Regions from separate parts of the Homo sapiens genome. Here region 1 is linked to region 2. Evidence: read pairs that join two places in POLR2A ChIA-PET (ENCODE). Cell type or tissue: Panc1. All regions are shown on one strand. Links, peaks and the distances in the headings refer to the core of each region. The heading gives the core; the rest is flanking DNA. Region 1 overlaps RTF2 (replication termination factor 2). Region 2 holds the start of FAM210B (family with sequence similarity 210 member B).

Region 1 (9,004 bases), core at 540-8,539, 130 kb before region 2:
TATGTCCTAAGTTTCTCCCACTGATAGTCTTCATATTTGTAGTCTTTTTTTTTTTTTTTTGAGACAGGGTCTCGCTCTGTCACCCAGGCTGGAGTGCAGGTGGTATGATCATAGCTCACTGCAGCCTCCACTTTCTGGGCTCAAGTGATTTTCTCACTTCAGTCTCCCAAGTAGCTGGGAATACAGGTGTAAGCCACCAAACCCAGCTAATTTTTTATCTTTGTAGATATGGGGTCTCACTATGCTGCCCAGGCTGGCCCTCAACTCCTGGGCTGAAGTGATCCTACCACTTTGGCCTCCCAAAGTGCTGAGATTACAGACATGAACCACTGCATCTGGCCCATACTTATAATATTAAAGTAGTTAAATGTAACTCTACTGAGATTCTAGCACATTGTAGCAAATATGTCTATCAGGTAAAATTTGTTAAATCATGGTAACAGCTGCCACTTACATAGTCTTAGAAACAACACTGGACATTTTGTGCATACATCCCCCTGCCCCTTTTAAAAACAGTATTTCCTTAAGATAGGTTTTTTTTGGAGATGGAGTCTTGCTTTGTCACCAGGCTGGAGGGCAGTGGTGCAATCTCGGCTCACTGCAACCTCTGACTCCCTGGTTCAAGCGATTCTCCTGCCTCAGCCTCCTGAGTGGCTGGGATTACAGGCACGCACCACCACACCCAGCTAATTTTTGTATTTTTAGTAGAGACGAGGTGTCACCATGTTGGCCAGGATGGTCTTGATCTCCTGCCCTCGTGATCCACCCGCCTCGGCCTCCCAAAGTGCTGGGATTACAGGTGTCACCCACTGCGCCCAGCCAAGATACGTTTTTTTAAAAGTAGGATTACTGGGCTGGTGTGAGGAAAGAGAGCAGGAAGGAGCTGGGCAGAGAAAGAGCAACGTTTCTGAAATAAACAGACCTCCTTCCCTCTCACACATACGCTGAGGCCTCACTTCGCTAATCTGTTTCCTCCCTTGCAAAATGGGAATGATGATGGAATCCACTTCAGAGTGTTACTGTGAGAATTAAAAGCAAGAGCAGAAAGAGCCAAACACGGTTGTCAAAAGCACATAAAAAGTGTCACTGAGTCTCCAAGGAATCCAGTCACCACTGGATTCCAACTCTAATTCCCACTTTAAAAAAAATTTTTTTTTAAATTACAGACGAGATCTCACTCTATTGCCCAGGCTGGTCTCAGACTTCTGGGCTCAAGTCATTCTCCCGCCTCGGCCTCCCAAAGTGCTGGGATTACAGGTGTGAGCCACCGTGCCTGGCCTGTAATTCCCACCTCAATGTTTGTATCAAATGTTCACTCTGAAAAACAAATAAAAAGCAGTGCCAGGCACAGTGGCTCACACCTGTAATCCCAGCACTTTGGGAGGCCGAGGTGGGAAGATCACTTGAGCCCTGGAGTTTGAGACCAGCCTGACCAACATGGCGAAATCCCGTTTCTATAAAAAATACAAAAATTAGCTGGGCATGGTGGTGCATGTCTGGGGTCCCCAAAAAATATAGAAGCAATGACTTATTTAAAATCCATACCATTCTTATGAACTACTTACAACCAATGAAAAGACTTAGAAGTTCATGGAACTCAGAATCTATCGGAACTGAGATTTTAGCAGGCAAATGAGCGCTAGCTTATCTCTCGTGTGCGCGTGGTGAGTTAAATCCCATGGTATTCACCTAAAGCAGTAACTAACAAAGATTTCAGAAATCACTAAAAGAATGAAAGTGCGCCTTTCCACCGTAAGTTCAAAATTCAACATAAAAGCCCCTGTCAAGGCAATCATGGAAATGCTGTTTGATGTGAACTCTGGTGAAGCTGAGGCTCACCACTGACACCGGACGGAGCATGCGCCACTTTCTGTGTGTGAATAAAATGGGTGAGGAAACAAAGGCAGCTAGGTTTTTGTGTTTCTTTCTGCAGGCCGCTACGTCGAAGACATCTGCGTATACGGACCAGGAGACCTGCCGTGGCTCATTCAGTCGCCTTCTCTGTTTGCCAACAAATTCGAACCCTCGACAGACCCGCTTGTGGTTACCTGCTTAGAGCGGCGGCACAGACTTCAAGTGCTGAGGCAGGCAGAAGTTCCTATAGAGCCACACTGGCATTTTCAACAGCAGAGTCATTTCAATATGAGACTGAACCGCTAGGGAGTGTTTGCTTTCTTACTGGTATCATTCTGTTTCCTTGACTTGAAACAAGAGAACATTGAACCAAAGAAGTGGGAAAATGATTCCTTGATACAAACTATTCCTAAAATGAATTCAGAAACATGCTATTGACAAGACTTTACTATTGATTACAGGCCACTTTTATAGCTTTGGGAAAGAAATCACAAGACAAAAAAACTCAAGCTACCACTGGTGACATATAGCAATGCACTTAGAAGGCCAAATGCTTCAGTAAAAAGCTGCTGAAAACCCAAATTCTCCAAACACCTGGATCCAGGCTCAAGCTGGAATAAGAACGACACAGCCTGTTTTGAAGACCCAGATACTACTGTGTATGAGATACTAAGAAAGAACAGACTCCCAGTGAAAATGAAAATATGCTTATCTGAAACAGTCCTCATTGGCTGCAAGCAATGTAACCCTATTCTGGCGGTCCTAGAAAAATAATGAAGAGTGTATTTCTCTGGGTAAAACAGAGCTCATCTGGAGTAGAAAACACAGCTTGTTAAAAAGGGTGCCCCAAGTGTCTGCGGTCTTGACATGTCGTCTCCTAGCACCTTCTGTGATGGTGGACATTCCACAGCTGAGCTGTCTAACTGCTCACCACAGCCACAGGGGCTCCTGGGCATTGGAAACATGGCTGGAGCGACTACAAAAGTGAATCTTTATTTTTATTTAATTTTTAAAAATTAAGTTACCTTTATTTATTTATTTATTTGAGACGGAGTTTTACTCTTGTTGCCCAGGCTGGAGTGCAATGGCACGATCTCGGCTCACCGCAATCTCTGCCTCCCAGGTTCAAGCCATTCTCCTGCCTTAGCCTGCCGACTAGCTGGAATTACAGGCATGCACCACCACGCCTGGCTAATTTTTTTGTATTTTTACTAGAGACGCGGTGTCTCCATGTTGGTCAGGCTGATCTCGAACTCCCGACCTCAGGTGATCCGCCTGCCTTGGCCTCCCAAAGTGCTGGGATCACAGGCGTGAGCCACCGCACCCGGCCTTAAGTTACCTTTAAATAGGCACATGTGGCTAATTGTACCATGCTGAACAGCACAGATCTGAGACATGAATGGCCATGATTATCTCTATTCACAGATCTGGGTCTCCTCCCTTAGAAAGTCCACGACTTTGCTGCTGCCGCTGCTGTTGTGGAGAACTTTATATATATCCTCCTTCTCTAAAAGAGTTCATACAGCATCATATGAAACTGAAGTGCGTGACAATTAAACAGCACAACATACAAGAGATTTAAAGATGGGAACACAGGAACCAGAGGAGAGGAAATTAAAGAAACATAATTCCAACGCAAAGTGTAAGCACCTCAGTAAATGGAAGCTTCCCACGCATAGAAATGAAGTCAAGTCACTGTGTGAAATAGCCCTGGGAAAACATCATTGCTAGACAGAAGGAAAAGGGATTTGGAAGACAGATCCCACAAATCAAACATCAAGGAACCACAGAAAAGTAACACCTTTGTTTAAACAAATCTTTCTTCCCCTTGGATATCTAATCCAAGGAAAGCACATATGGAAAATATTAAGACTTTCAAAAAGAACACAAGAGCCCCATGACAGCCCACCACCACCTTCCCACACATTTCTACAGGCAAACACGGCGCCCCCAAAGGCGATAGCTGGCTACATGCTGACAGGCTGTTCATTCAGAAAGCTCAGATTAGCCACGATTATGTCCCCGGTATTTTATAACTCAATAGCAACTGAATGTAAACCCCATTAAAGGAACAATAAAAAAGATTACATCTTTCAAGTTACTTAAAACATAAGCCTGCCTTCACTTCATTCCAATGTCAACCCGTGGTACACCCAGTCACATACCGTGAAGGGGGCCCTGTAAAAGCATCCGCCCACCAGCACCGTTAGGAGGACATGGGTGCTCCTGGGTGGGGAAGTGCTCAGAAGAATGGCTGACACTTTTAACGGATGAGAAAATCGAGGCACAGGGAGATGATGGGATGTTCCTGGGACCACACAGCTGGGAAAGTGGGGCTGGGATTTGGACCAGGCAGCTACACTCTGCAGTGTGACTACTGAGTCCCAGGTAGCTACATGACCTTACGTCACACAAAGAAGCACAAATTGAAACAAACACCTGCCCCCAACAGGCTTAATGCTATAATGAAGACATGTCCTGAACAAATCATTTCAGTATGGCCAGGCGTGGTGGCTCATGCCTGTAATCCCAGCACTTTGGAAGGCTGAGGCGGGTGGATCACGAGGTCAGGAGTTTCAGACCAGCCTGGCCAATATGGTGAAACCCTGCCTCTACTAAAAATACAAAAAAAAAAAAAAAATAACCAGGCATGGTGGTGGGCGCCTGTAGTCCCAGCTACTCGGGTGGCTAAGGCAGGAGAATCACTTGAACCTGGGAGGCAGAGGTTATAGTGAGCCAAGATTGCACCACTGCACCCCAGCCTGGGCAACAGAGCAAGACTCCATCTAAAAAAAAAAATCATTTCAGTAACAGCAGGATAAAGCAGAATAATAAAAGTACACTAAATGCATGTGGAATGTAAAAGCCTGAGACTGGGCTTCAGTGGAGAGTGGGGACAGCAATGGAAAACAAGGCCAAGAGTCAGAGAGGTGGGGAGGCCGAGAGGCAGGGAGGCTTGAGAGGCAGGGAGGCCGAGAGGCAGGGAGGCTGAGACAGGCAGCTGCGACAGGCCAGGGAGGCCAAGGGAAAGCAGCAGCTTCCGTGAGCATGAGAACAAGAAGCCTAGGCTCACTCTCTCCTTATCAGACCCTCAGTCTGTTGATGGGTAGAGTGAAAGAACAAAATGAACATGTGAAAGTTTAAGGCTGCCTATGCTGTGTCTTATCTGATTCCTTGAGGCTAAATATTCACAAAGACTATAAAGATGGCAGAAACCTAAGATACTCTGAAGAAGGCCAAAGCCTGAAAACCAGAATCAGCTGCACTGACCACTTCTGACGACACTCCTTTTCCCTAACTTAACTTTTTCTCTTTCTACTCCACCCCCTCCATGAAAAGCAGGTAGACAGTGTGAGTATATATATTTTTGACTTCTAACTTTAAAACATCCACACACCCCATTCACCTATCTACAAAGCCTACATAAATGAAGCCACAGAGGTAGCAAGTCCAATGCTACGGATCACAACTCCAGTACTCTACATTGGCACTTTTTTTTTTTGAGACAGAGTCTAGCTCTGTCGCCCAGGCTGGAGTGCAGTGGCGTGATCTTGGCTCACTGCAACTTCCACCTCCCAGGTTCAAGCAATTCTCCTGCCTCAGTCTCCTAAGTAGTTCGGACTACAGGCATGCACCACCAAGCCCAGCTAATTTTTGTATTTTTAGTAGAGACGGGGTTTCATTATGTTGGCCAGGCTGTTCTCGAACTCCTGACCTCAAGTGATCCAACCACCTCAGCCTCCCAAAGTGTTGAGATTACAGGCGTGAGCCACCATGTCTGGCCCCACGCTCTATGATTTTATTTTCTAAATTGTGTATTATGGGTTGAATTATGCCCCCCTGCAAAATCCATATGTTGAAGTCCAAGCCCTAGTACCTCAAAATGTGACCTTATTGGGAAACACAGTCAATGCAGATGTAATTAGTTAAGATGAGGCCATTAAGTTGGGCCCTAATCCAGTACCGGGACTGGTGTCCTAATAAGGGAAAATGTGGACACAAAGACAGACATGATAGAGGGAAGATGATGTGAACAGGGCGAAGGCCGTCTAGAAGCCAATGAGAGGCCTGGACCAGATCCTTCCCTCAGAAGAAACTAACCCTGATGACACCTTGATTTTGGACGTTAGTCTCCAGAACTATAAGACAATGACTTTCCGGTAAGTCATCCGGCTTGGGTACTTAATTACAGCAGCCCCAACAAACTAGCACAGAGTATTCAACACAGTTCTGCAAAGGCAACTCTGATGTACAGTATAAAAGTAAAAATAATTCATTATCTCGTTCATTCTTTGTTGGCAACAGATGTATCTTTAAGACAATTTCCTGAGGTATTCCTGAATTTCAACCAGTGCCCTGTCATAACTGCAGAAAGTCGCAACAGCCAAGGTGGCCTCCACGAGGAGCCGGGAGGAGCCTACGCTCGCTCCTGTTCGTCACCTGGTCTCTACTGTCCCTTGTGCAATCCTGACGTGGCTCTGTTCCTCTTTCCTCCTGCTTCCTTCCCTTCTCTTGAAGTGCAAGGTACAGACTGTTGAAAGCTTACTAGCTTTCAGTAAAACTTCCCAAGCACCAACGATATAATCTCAGAGTTCCCTTGTAACGCTGTATTTCCATGCAACAGAATCAGCTTCTCTGTGAAGCTCGGCAGACAGTGAGGTTTTACTGCATACGTGTCATCATGGTTATTAGTATGATTGTTTTAGGCCAACCAACGCAAAGGACAACTGTGCACCCATCTAACAGATGGGTACTATTATGGGCGTAAGAAAAAACTGGATTGCTTTAGATCAGTAGGTCCCCCAAACCTGGTGACCCATTAAAATGATTCTGAGAACTCTTAAGAACTAGAACTCCTGCTCCTCCTTCTGGCATTCGAAGGTTTCCCCAATCCAGTCCGACTCACACCTCGGCCTCTCTCCCTGCTCCTGTACCCCACCCCACAGTCCTGACAGGACCAGGCCTCGATCACACCTGCCACTCATCTCAGTATGGCTGCCCGGCTGCTTCTGCCCCATGAGCACTGCTGCTGCCTTTCTTTCCCCCACTAACCAATCACAGTCCCAGCAGGACTTACAACAGTGTTTTGCAAACTTCAGCCATTCCCCTGCCAACTGTACTGTCAATATCTTAATATTTTTATTTAAATCTACCCATTGTTTCTGCTTAATTTTAACTGCTAACTTTATTTTTTATTTATTTATTTATTTTTTTGAGATGGAGTCTCACTCTGTCACCCAGGCTGGAATGCAGTGGCACAATCTTGGGTCACTGTAACCTCCAGCTCCCAGGTTCAAGCAATTCTCCTGCCTCAGCCTCCCGAGCAGCCAGGATTACAGGCGCGTGCCACCACACCCAGCTAATTTTTGTATTTTTAGGAGAGACAGGGTTTTACTATGTTGGCCAGGCTGGTCTTGAACTCCTGACCTCAGGTGATCCACCCGCCTTGGCCTCCCAAAGTGCTGGGATTACAGGCATGAGCCACTGTGCCCAACCTAACAGTTAACTTTATATTCCTAGGCTAAATATAGAGAAACAGTACTCTTTGCCATAAATATCAAGTTACCATAAAAATGCAGAGAATACCAAACAGTTTTGCTAGATCCTGCCTGCCAAAGCTCTGAGCTTAAAGTCTACTTTCTTAGGCAGTTAAGAGAGTGTTACAAACGTACGAAGATTAAAGGGAGACTTTCTCCTGAAAGCAAGCAGAAGGTCTGAAGGACAGCAAAATGGGCGTCACTGTCCTGCCAGACAACGCCTTACAGAGATACCCAGTACCTGGCTGTGCGCCTCCCCAGAGCAGCACCGCTACCACCAGCAATCTCTCCATCCCCGGGAGTGCAACCAATAACCATGCTCTTCCTTTGAGGCCCAGAACAAATGCCCCTCCCTTTATAAAGCCATTTCTTACCAGTAGACAAAAAAAAGTTCTCTGGCCCCTTAGTGCCAATATCTTTACCATCTGTTTGGTACCTGGCCTCAAAAAGCAAAATAGAGTGTGATGTCTCACATAACATGATTCCTGCAGGACTGCAATCTCCGTGAGTGCAGGAACCATGTCATCCAAATCTTATTTTCCCTTGGAATCTATGCCATCATCTTAATACGGGAGCCACAATAAATACTTCTGGCTGAATATCAACCAATTCCCAAATGTTTTATTTGAATTTCTTTTCTTAAAAGAAAGCTTAATAAGACAGACTCCTCATTCTATGAAGGCTTTATTCATAGTCACCCCAAACTGGACATAACTCACCGCCCCCACTGACCTCTTCCCCACTCACCTCTGCCTGCCTCCGGGCCTAGGTAACGGGAGCCACCCAGTCCTCCTCCACGTCTAGGATTTTTAGAACAAAATTAATGCACATCCCATCCGGCTTACAGCTGCCTTCTGGCTTCCTGCTGCTCTTCGAATAACATCCATAAGCCCCAGTGTGGCCCCCAGGCCTTGCATGAGATGACCCCTGCCTAACTCTTTAATCTCATCTACTCCCCTCACCAGCCCTCCACTCTCACACTTTCTGTTCACTGAACTCGCAAAGTCCTCTGTCACTTCTGAGCTTTTGCACATGCTGTTCCTGCTGCCGAAGAGGCTGCTACTCAGGCTGTGCACAGCTGGCTCCCTCGTGCCCTTCGGGTCTCAGCTCAAACCTCCAGATATGCCTCTGCCGACCACCACTACGCCAGCCTCTCTCCCTCCATCACATGGCCTCATGTGTTTCCTTCCTAGCATCGGTCACAATCGATTCTGCCTTGCTCATCTACTTGAGGGTCTCTCTCTCCAATCAGAATGTGGGATGCAGGAGGGCAAGGGCCTTCATGGATCTTATTCAGTATGCTTTCCCACAGATCAGTGCCTAGAAGAGACGATGGCCCCTAACCATCACTCAGTGAAAGCTGCTGGCTTTCACAACAGGGAGCAACAACACAGTGGGGAGGGGAATGAAATACAAACAGGGTTGATACAGGAAAATACAGTCAGAAGCTGCCGGCATCCATGACGTTAAATGAAGCAGCACGCTTTCGATGGGCCAGCAGTACACCCAAGACACACACACATTCTGGCTTCAGCAGCAGCAGCGCCATTAAAGCAAAGCATCAGTATTTCCTCCACGTGAGCTGAGGCTAGCTCTCATGTCTAGTTACTCGC
Region 2 (9,004 bases), core at 502-8,501:
CCGTTTCCTTGAAGCCTTCTGACTAGTCCTGCCACCCCCGGCCAGGATGGCTGTGGAGGGCATCGGTTCTTCCTGATAAACAAGCCCCACCCACCTCCAGCTGCTGAGGGAGGCTGCAGAGGGGACAGCAGCCAGGTGGTGGGGACTGATAGGAGGCCACCTACAGCCCCTCGCAGGGCCAAACACCCATGCCCTTGACACCTGGCCCCATTCTGTCCAATCACTGGACCGACTGCAGCTGTCTCTGCGAGGGCCCTCTTCTTTATAGTCTTTATTTTGGCAAAAGGACTTTTGGCCAAAAAATAAAAATAAAAAGGCAGCCAGGATTCCAGCTATAGAACTGAGCAGAATCTACTGCAAGACTGTGGTAGGGCCAAGACATTCAGACACAGGGACAATCTCGGGTTAGCTGGCACCACGGTTGGCTTCTGACATTCTAGAGAACACCCAGTTACTGGACAATTTTATTCCTTTTGTTTTGATAAAAACACCCATCTATAAGCACTGTGAGCCACGCATTTTTCTTCCTAACCTTTGGGGAGACTAAAGAAGCTGAAATAAAAGAATTTATGAGGGCGTGACTTGCAGGCAATGGAAAATTTTTAGACATTCATTTCTTCGTGAAACATTGCCGTAAGTACCCGGGATGTGTTAGGCACTGTCCTGAATGCACAGGACGGCGTGACACATCTTCTGTCTGTACTCAGCATGCATGCACATGTGTGTGAGAGTGTGTGTGAGACAGTGTGTGTGTGAGATGCCCCTTCTGCCTCTCCCCAACATTTTTTAAAGTACAAAAACCTGTAATAGAGAGGGGGTAGGAAGGTTTAAAGAATGAGCCAAGGACCTTGCCAAGCCGATCGCAGTGTTTGGAGTGACACCTGTTTTCTTCCACTTGAGAAATCATATTAATAATAAACACTATATTGTGTATATTCTGTACTAGGCACTGTTCTGAGTACTTTGAAAATATTGGCTGGGCACGGTGACTCATGCTTGTAATCCTAACACTTTGGGAAGCTGAGGTGTAGGAGGATTGCTTGAGGCCAGAAGTTCAAGACCAAGCTGGCCAACATATCTTTTATTTTATTATTTTATATTTTTGAGACAGATTCGTGCTCTGTCGTCCAGGCTGGAGTGGAGTGATACGACCTTGGCTCACTGCAACCTCCGCCTCCCGGGTTCAAGCGATTCTCCTGCCTCAGCCTCCCGAGAAGCTGGGACTACAGGCACGTGCCACTATGCCCGGCTAATATTTGTATTTTTAGTAGAGACGGGGCTTCATTATGTTAGCCAGGCTGGTCTCGAGCTTCTGACGTCAGGTGATCCACCCACCTTGGCCTCCCAAAGTGCTGGGATTACAGGCGTGAGCCACCGCGCCCGGCCTCATCTCTAATTTTAAAAAAAGGAAATATTAATGCATATAATCCTCACAACAACCTTGACTACTGTCAACCCCACTTAACAGAAGAGGATCTGAGAAGCCCAGAGAGGTTGAGTAATTTACCAAGGATCACACAGGGATTACTGTCAGAGCTGGGATCCAAACTCGCTGAGTCTGGGTCCAGGGCCTTTGCTCTGAACAACCATGCTATGTTACTCCTCGTGTATTCATGAGTGTCTCCTCTGTGCCAGGCACTGTTCTCAGTGTAGGGGACAGAGCAATGGAAAAAACTGACAAAACCCCACCCTCGATGAGCTTATGGTCTTATGGGAAGGCAGGGACAATAAACAGAAGAGTAAAATACCAGGGCTGCTACCTGTGACAAGTGCCATAGAGAAACACCAATGGGGCGGGAGACAGGGAGTAGGAGGAATGTTAAATAAGGCCATCAGGGAAGGTCTCCCTGAAAAGGTGCCACTGGAACCAGAACTGACGGAGACAAAAGGACACTGGGGCTCTGGGAGAGCAAGTCATCTGCCTGAACTCCCCCTACGTCCCTGGAAGGAATAAGTGGCACAGGCAGGCGGGGCTGCTAGGCGGTTTACAGGACATGGAATCATGTTAAGACAAAAAGGCAGGTCTCTTCTGTGGCTTTCCCTACCCCTCTTACAGAGACCCCCTGCCAAGGCAGCGTGGGTGGGCCTCTTTGGCTCTTAATTAAACACCTGGCAAATTTGGAGAGCCCAGCTGGGCAGCACACTCCTACCTCCCGACGAGGGTGGGCGGCCAGAACAGACGACAGGGGAGGTTCTGGGCTCTGGCCAAGCCCAGACCCTCCCTGCACTGCTCCCAGGCCCTGCTGGGGACGCGTTTTCTCAGGCAGATGAGTTATCTTTTGTCCTAATCTCCTTTGAGGTTCTGATCCCACTTGGGTTTCTGCCGATTTTACCACGGTGCAGAAGAAACAAGGACAGCTCACGGGGCCCTGGGGCCTTGTGACTGTATATATTTACTGCAATTATAGTCATTTCTAACCTTAATTTAGGACACACCAGATGCCAGGTATGAACATATCTCATTTTACATTCATATTCTATGAAGTCTGAATTATTAACGTCCCATTTTACAGATGAGGGGCCTGAGATAGAGAGAAGGGAATTTGATCAAAGTCAACAACAAGTGAGTAGAGAGAGGAATCCAGGGAGTCTGAGGCCAACTCTTTGCCACTGTATACACACACACCGCTCCAGTGCCAGGGCCTGAGCTGGGGACAAGGTCAATGTGGCTGACAGGCAGGACAAGAGGCCATTCCAGATGAGTGCAGAGAAGACCCACAGCCATGGGGTGGAAGCAGGCCCAGTGGAGGCATCCGAGACCTCACAGGTCGTTAGAGAGGGCTTCCCGGAGGAAGGAACAGCTGGGCTGGGCCCTGAAGAATCATCAGGAGGCGGCACGGTGTGTGCAGAAGGTGCCACTCTGGAGAGGATCCCCAAGACCTGTGTGCCACCTGTCGGACTGGAGAAGGCAAGGAAGGAAGTTGATCTGGGCAGGAGGCATGATGAAAGCCTGGGTCCAATCCCCATCCGCTCCTTACTGAAAAGCTAGGAAACGGTCAGGAGATGTTCGCTGGGCCGGCGGCACTCCGCTGAGGCCTGCACCAGCTCATGGAGTTGTCTCCCAAACTCTTGCTGGGAAGGTGCTATTTTTGGCCCTCTAAAGGTCAGAAAACAAGCTCAAAAGCCTTCAGGACTCGGTCTGAGGTCACCGGGCGATGAATGGAGGGGCCCTGTCTGCACCCAGGCAAACAAAGAGGCTCCAGACTGCCAGGCCGGATGCGCTCCGGGCTGGACGCCGGCTCCGCGTGTCTGGGCTTGCCATTCCTGGACCGCCAGACTTCATTTACTACTATTTTTATTTAAAAAGACTCACTTGGAAGAAAGTGATAGATTTCTTGAAAGGAAAGCTGGTATGACTGCTCTGAAGGAAAACCAGTTTTCACTTAGCACCAATGGAAAGTGACGGAAATGAAACATAACAAACAGCACTGTGGGTTTCTTGCCCGCGGCTTCCCTGAGGACGCCTGCTCTTCCACTCAGAAGAAAAGGGAGGAGCAGCGAGCGTCGGGAGGTGTTCAAAACACAGCGAGACCCAGCCAGAAGGCCTGGACAACAACTCCGCAGGCAACGTGTGGAAGTTCAGACCAAGTCAGTCGGCTGCGCCCCAGCCTGGCTGAGGCTCTGCAGACCCGGGGCTCGGCCGAAGACTGCGCGACCTTGGGCAGAGCGCCACACCTTCCCGAGCCTCAGTTTCTCTGGCTGTCAACTAGGAGGATCGCTTCCTTGGCTTGCAGGGATTTGGGGTTTCGGGGACCCTGGAAGAGCTCGGTCCCGGGCAGCTACAAGTGCAAAGGCGTCCTTGGCGGAGGCGGCCGGACCCCGGCGCGGCCCTGCGGACGTCTGGGGACCTGGACACCGCCCGGGATCAGGGTCGGGGTGGGGTGCTTACCTGGTGGCCGCGGCAGTCCCCGCGCGCCGTGCGGAGCAGCCGGGCGTCTAGCCTGGGCGGGAGCAGGGCCAGGGCCAGGGGCGGCGGGGCGCAGGGGGCGGTGGCGCCCAGGAGCCAGGTGGCGCGAGGCCGGACCCGGGCGCCCACCCTGCCTGCCGGACCCAGCAACGCCAGCAACCCGGCCATGGTGCGCAGCTAGGCGCAGCACCCGCGCCGCTGACCCGGGAGGCGGGCGGAGGCCGGGGAGGGTGGGCGGAGCTGACCCGGCGAGGGCCCTCCCCGGCCCCGCCCGCCGGCTTCGCCGCCGCGCGCGCGCGCTGGGCGGGACTGAGGAGGCCTGTGCACATCCCCTTGGCTCACCCGCTAGCTCCGCTCCTCGGGAGCCGGAGTCCAGGGCTGGTGGGCGGGGCTGAAGGAGCGCGCCCCGCCTCCTCTCCGCCCACCAGCCCCGCCCCTTTGGGGGTGGGTGCAGGTCTTTTCAGGGTCTTGGGCTTTCTAACTGTGGTGTGTAGTTGGCGGGTTTCCTTATTCTGCGGGCACAAAGGTGGGCGTAGGGCCGTGGCTTATGAGCTTTTCTCCCTGCAGAAATGGGTGAAATCTGAAAAAAAATTATAGATATGTTTACGTGTTAGCTCCAAAGAAGAAAATAAATATGAGAATTGATATTAGTACATGTTTAATAAAAAGTCCTCTGACCCTCATAGATTGTTGGCGTGAATGTAAAGCGAAAGATGGTGTGGCAGTTTCTTGAAAAGTTAGACATACACTAACCATACAACCCAGCAACTCCACTCCTCGGTAGCTTCTCAAGAGAAACAAAGGCTCGACACTCAAAGACTAAAATGTGAAGACACCAATGTTTGTAGAGATCTTATAAATATTAGTCAACAATTAGGAATGCCCATAAACTGGGACGTACTGTGGCACAAGTCTTCAATGGGACGCAATGCAACAATTAAAGGGAACAGACTACTGATACATGCACAACATAAATGAATCTCAAAGCTCTTATGCCAATTGAAAAAATCTAGGCACAAAAGTCACACACTGGAGGATTCCAGCTACATGAAGTGCCCAGAATAGGCAAAATCACAGAGACCTAAAACAGATCCGTGGTGGCCTAGGGCTGGGAGTGGGAAATGAGATTGACTGCCAAGGAGTGGGAGGAACGTCTTGGGGTGAGGGAAGGATCCTAAACCCAGATTGTAGGGATGGTGACAGCTGTGTAACTAAAACTCGTGGGACTGTACACTTAACATGGATGAATTTTATGCTGTGTAAATTATACTTCAATAAAGATGTTCTGGCTGGGTGGAATGGCTCATGCCTATAATCCAAGCACGTTGGGAGGCTGAGGTGGGAGGATTACTTGAGCTCAGGAGTTCAAGACCAGCCTGAGCAACATAGCGAAACCCTGTCACTACAAAAATAAAAATAAATTAGCCTGGTGTGGTGGCATGCACCTGTAGTCCCAACTACTCGGGAGGCTGACGCAGAATTGCTTGAGCTCAGGAGGTCCAGGTTTCAGGGAGCCACGATGGTGCTACTGCACTCCAGCCTGGGTGACAGAGCGAGACCCTGTCTCTCTAGAAAAAGAAAAAGAAATATATTTTACAAAAGATGTAATATTCTATTAGTCAACTGCAATTCAACTCAACCAAGCTCTTACACAGGCACAGAAATGATATTAAACACATATGCATTAAAAAATATTTATTACATAAGATGGAGTTATAGCTGTGAAAGTAACAGGGTCTGTTGGAGGGAGGTCCTAAAGTGCCCCTGGATGGGAATCCTTCCATTTAAGTGTCTGCAAGAAGCTGGGGAAGAGTGCTTAAGGGTGCAGATTGTCTGTCAGGTTGGCCCTAGAAGTCCAGCTGTGTGATTTGGAAGTAGTGACTCAACTTCTCTGAGCCTTGGTCTTTTCATGTGTAAAATGAAGATAATAATAGTTTCCCCCATGAGATTGTTGAGATAATTCTTTGACACAGTTCTTGGAAAGGGCTTCACTCAGTGCCTGGTGCACAGAGAGGGCACACACGTTAGCTGGGATGTTGTAGAGATGCCTTGCCTGAAGCCCCTCTGTCACCCGGTGACAGTGCCACCTCCAGATGGCATCTGATCTCGACTTCCTCATGGTTCCCATGATTTTCTTTCTTTTTTTTTTTTTTTTGGAGATGGAGTCTCGCTTTGTCGCCCAGGCTGGAGTGCAGTGGCGCGGTCTCAGCTCACTGCAACCTCAGCCTCCCGGGTTCATGCCATTCTCCTGCCTCAGCCTCCCAAGTAGCTGGGACTACAGGCGCCCGCCACCACGCCTGGCTAATTTTTTGTATTTTTAGTAGAGACGGGGTTTCACTATGTTAGCCAGGATGGTCTCGATCTCCTGACCTCGTGATCCTCCTGCCTCGGCCTCCCAAAGCGCCCGTGATTTTCTTGTCACCAGGCCTTCTTCATTCATTTAAGTTTCCTGCCCAGGCTTCATGGGCAGTTGAGTTTGTGATTCATGCTATATGCTTATTAGAGAAGAGAAAAAGGTAATTTTGTTTTTCCCTTTAAATTTGACAGTAAATATAATACTGTAATTATAGACTTTAGGTTCTTTTTTTCTTCTTCTAAAAGTGAAGAAACTTTTGCTTTTAACAAAATGTATTGGAGCTGCTGCCTGCCTGAACTTGTGACAGTTTTGTTTTTTTCTTATTGTGTCAGCTCTCTTTGTCTCTCTAGAGCAGCAGCTCATGCATGAACTATATTTATTTTAATTTCTTCATTTTCATGAATAGATAATGTGTTCTCACGGTTCAGATTTTTAAAGGTACAAAAAGTCTACACAATGACAAGCTTCCTTCCTATCCCAGTGACCAGTTCTCCTCATTTTTTTCTCCCTAGAGACAAACACTGTTACCCGTTGCTTGTGCATATCCTTCTAGAAAATTTTACATGTGTGCAGGCAAATTCCTATGAACGGTTTTCATTGCTGTTTTTACCCAAGTGGGGCATAGTATACACAGTGTTCTTCACCTGGACTTTTTTTGCTTCCATTATATTTTAGAGTTTTCTGAATATGTACACAAAAATCTTCCTTATTCTTAAAATCTGCTTAGCATTCCAGTGTATTCCAGGGTGCTGTAATGCTTTAACCAATCCCTTGTGGGTGGACCATTAGGGTATTTAGGGTATTTTCCAGTCCTTGTGATCATAAACCATGCTGTGATGAACCAGCGGGTATTTCTGTCACTTGCCGTGTTTAAGTATGCCTGTGTAATAAATTCCTCAAAGTGAAATTGCTTAGTGAGAAGATATGTGTATTTGTAAATTTGAATAAATGGCAAAATTTCACTCCATAAAGGTTGCAGAGTACAGCAAATGAGAGTTTTTTGTTTGTTTGTTTGTTTTGAGATGGAATCTTGCTCTGTCACCCAGGCTGGAGTGCAGTGGTGTGATCTCAGCTCACTGCAGCCTCTGTCTCCCAAGCTCAAGTGATCCTCCTGCCTCAGCCTCCTGAGTAGCTGGGACCTCAGGAGTGCACCACCACGCCTGGCTAATTTTTGTATTTTTAGTAGAGACGGGGTTTCACCATGTTGGCCAGGCTGGTCTCAAACTCCTGGCCTCAGGTGATCCGCCCGCCTCGGCCTCCCAAAGTGCTGGACTTACAGGCATGAGCCACTGCGCCTGGCCAAGAGTGTCTATTTACCCCGACTCTAAATGGTGTCTTTAGCAGAGAAATGTAGGACTGACTTTTATGATCTTAACTTGAGAATCTGACATTAAAGGCAGCCATATAAGGCCAGGCGCGGTGGCTCACGCCTGTAATCTCAGCACTTTGGAAGGCCAAGGCAGGCTGATCACCTGAGGTCAGAAGTTCGAGGCCCGCCTGGCCAACATGGTGAATCTCAGTCTCTACTAAAAATACAAAAAATTAGCCGGGTGTGGTGGTACATGCCTGTAATCCCAGCTACTCAGGAGGTTGAGGCAGGAGGTTGAGGAGGAGGTTGAGGCCCCTTGAACCCAAGAGGCGGAGGTTGTGGTGAGCCGAGATCGTGCCACTGCACTCCAGCCTGGGCAACAAGAGTGAAACTCCATCTTAAGAAAAAAAAAAAAGGTCTTCATCCTTGTCATCTTTGCATTGAGCTGGCTGAGGAGGAAAAGGAAGAGGAAAGGTTGTTCTTGCTGTCTCAGGGGTGACAGCGCCTATAGTGACAGCTACTCCGGAGGCTGAAGTGGAAGGATTGCTTGAGCCCAGGAGGCAGAGATTGCAGTGAACTATGATCACACCCCTGCACTCCAGCCTGGGCGACAGTGAGACCCAGTCTCAAAATAAAATAAAATAGTAAAATAAAAAATAATAATTAAAAAAGCAGGCAAGAAGTGCCTTTCAAGGTATTAAAATATGAAGCTGTTTTCTTCTTTTCGTAATCTCTCTCCCTTGAGTTGTCATGGTGATTTTTACTGCCTATTTAACAGTGTCCTTCTATTTTTTTTTTTTCTGAGACAGAGTCTTTCTTTGTTGTCCAGGCTAGAGTGCAGTGGCATGATCATGGCTCACTGCAACCTCAACCACCAAGGCTCAAGCAATCCTCCTGCCTCAGCCTCCTGAATAGCTGGAATTACAGGCGCATGCCACCATATCCTGCTAATTTTTTTAGTTTTTATAGAGATGGGTGCTATGTTGCCCAGGCTGGTCTTGAACTCTTAGCCTCAAGCGATCCTTCTGACTTGACTTCCTAAAGTGTTGGAATTACAGGAGTAAGCCACTGTGCCAGGCCAAAAGGAACTTTTTGAAGGTCACAGGGTTCCATCTGCAACCTTCATTCCTTTGCCTTGTAACATGACACATTCGCAGTTTCTGTGGATTGGGACGTGCACATCTTTTGTTAGGGGAAAGTTATTCTGTCTACCATACTTGATTACTTATGTACTTGAATCTTTTTGTATATTTCTTGGCCATTTGGATTTATTTTTCTGTGAAATTTCTGCTGAAATACTTCGTGCATTTGTAAAGGTTTTTTCTTGTCAGTTCTAAGACTTATACTGACACATGCCATGAAAAAGCCTTATTTGTTAGGTAGTCATTTAGTCTCTTGTTTTTGAGACAGGGTCTTGTTCTGTCACCCATGC

Evidence for each region. Peaks named below come from ENCODE experiments on the same cell type or tissue, not always from the same donor. Only the 100,000 strongest peaks of a DNase experiment are listed, where the experiment ranks them.
Region 1: POLR2A ChIA-PET joins it to region 2 with 14 read pairs; 2 of 35 experiments call an interaction of 5 or more read pairs at or near these places.

What each region holds. Positions count from the first base shown.
Region 1 is chr20:56,484,713-56,493,716 of GRCh38, reverse strand. All of the region lies in intron 5 of RTF2 (replication termination factor 2), which reads right to left. It also overlaps the pseudogene GCNT7. Among named protein-coding and RNA genes, the nearest start is that of RTF2, 21 kb to the right of the region's middle. In Panc1, for the core only: no CTCF peak of the experiment used is centred there; no DNase peak of the experiment used is centred there.
Region 2 is chr20:56,354,077-56,363,080 of GRCh38, reverse strand. FAM210B (family with sequence similarity 210 member B) reads right to left here and starts at 4,107. Exons shown (of 3, transcript NM_080821.3): 1 at 3,890-4,107. The coding sequence starts at 4,075. RefSeq lists an enhancer at 1-108 and silencers at 675-864, 3,831-4,430. In Panc1, for the core only: no CTCF peak of the experiment used is centred there; a DNase peak (open chromatin) is centred at 4,260; H3K4me3 peaks cover 1,764 bases; H3K27ac peaks cover 493 bases; H3K27me3 peaks cover 299 bases.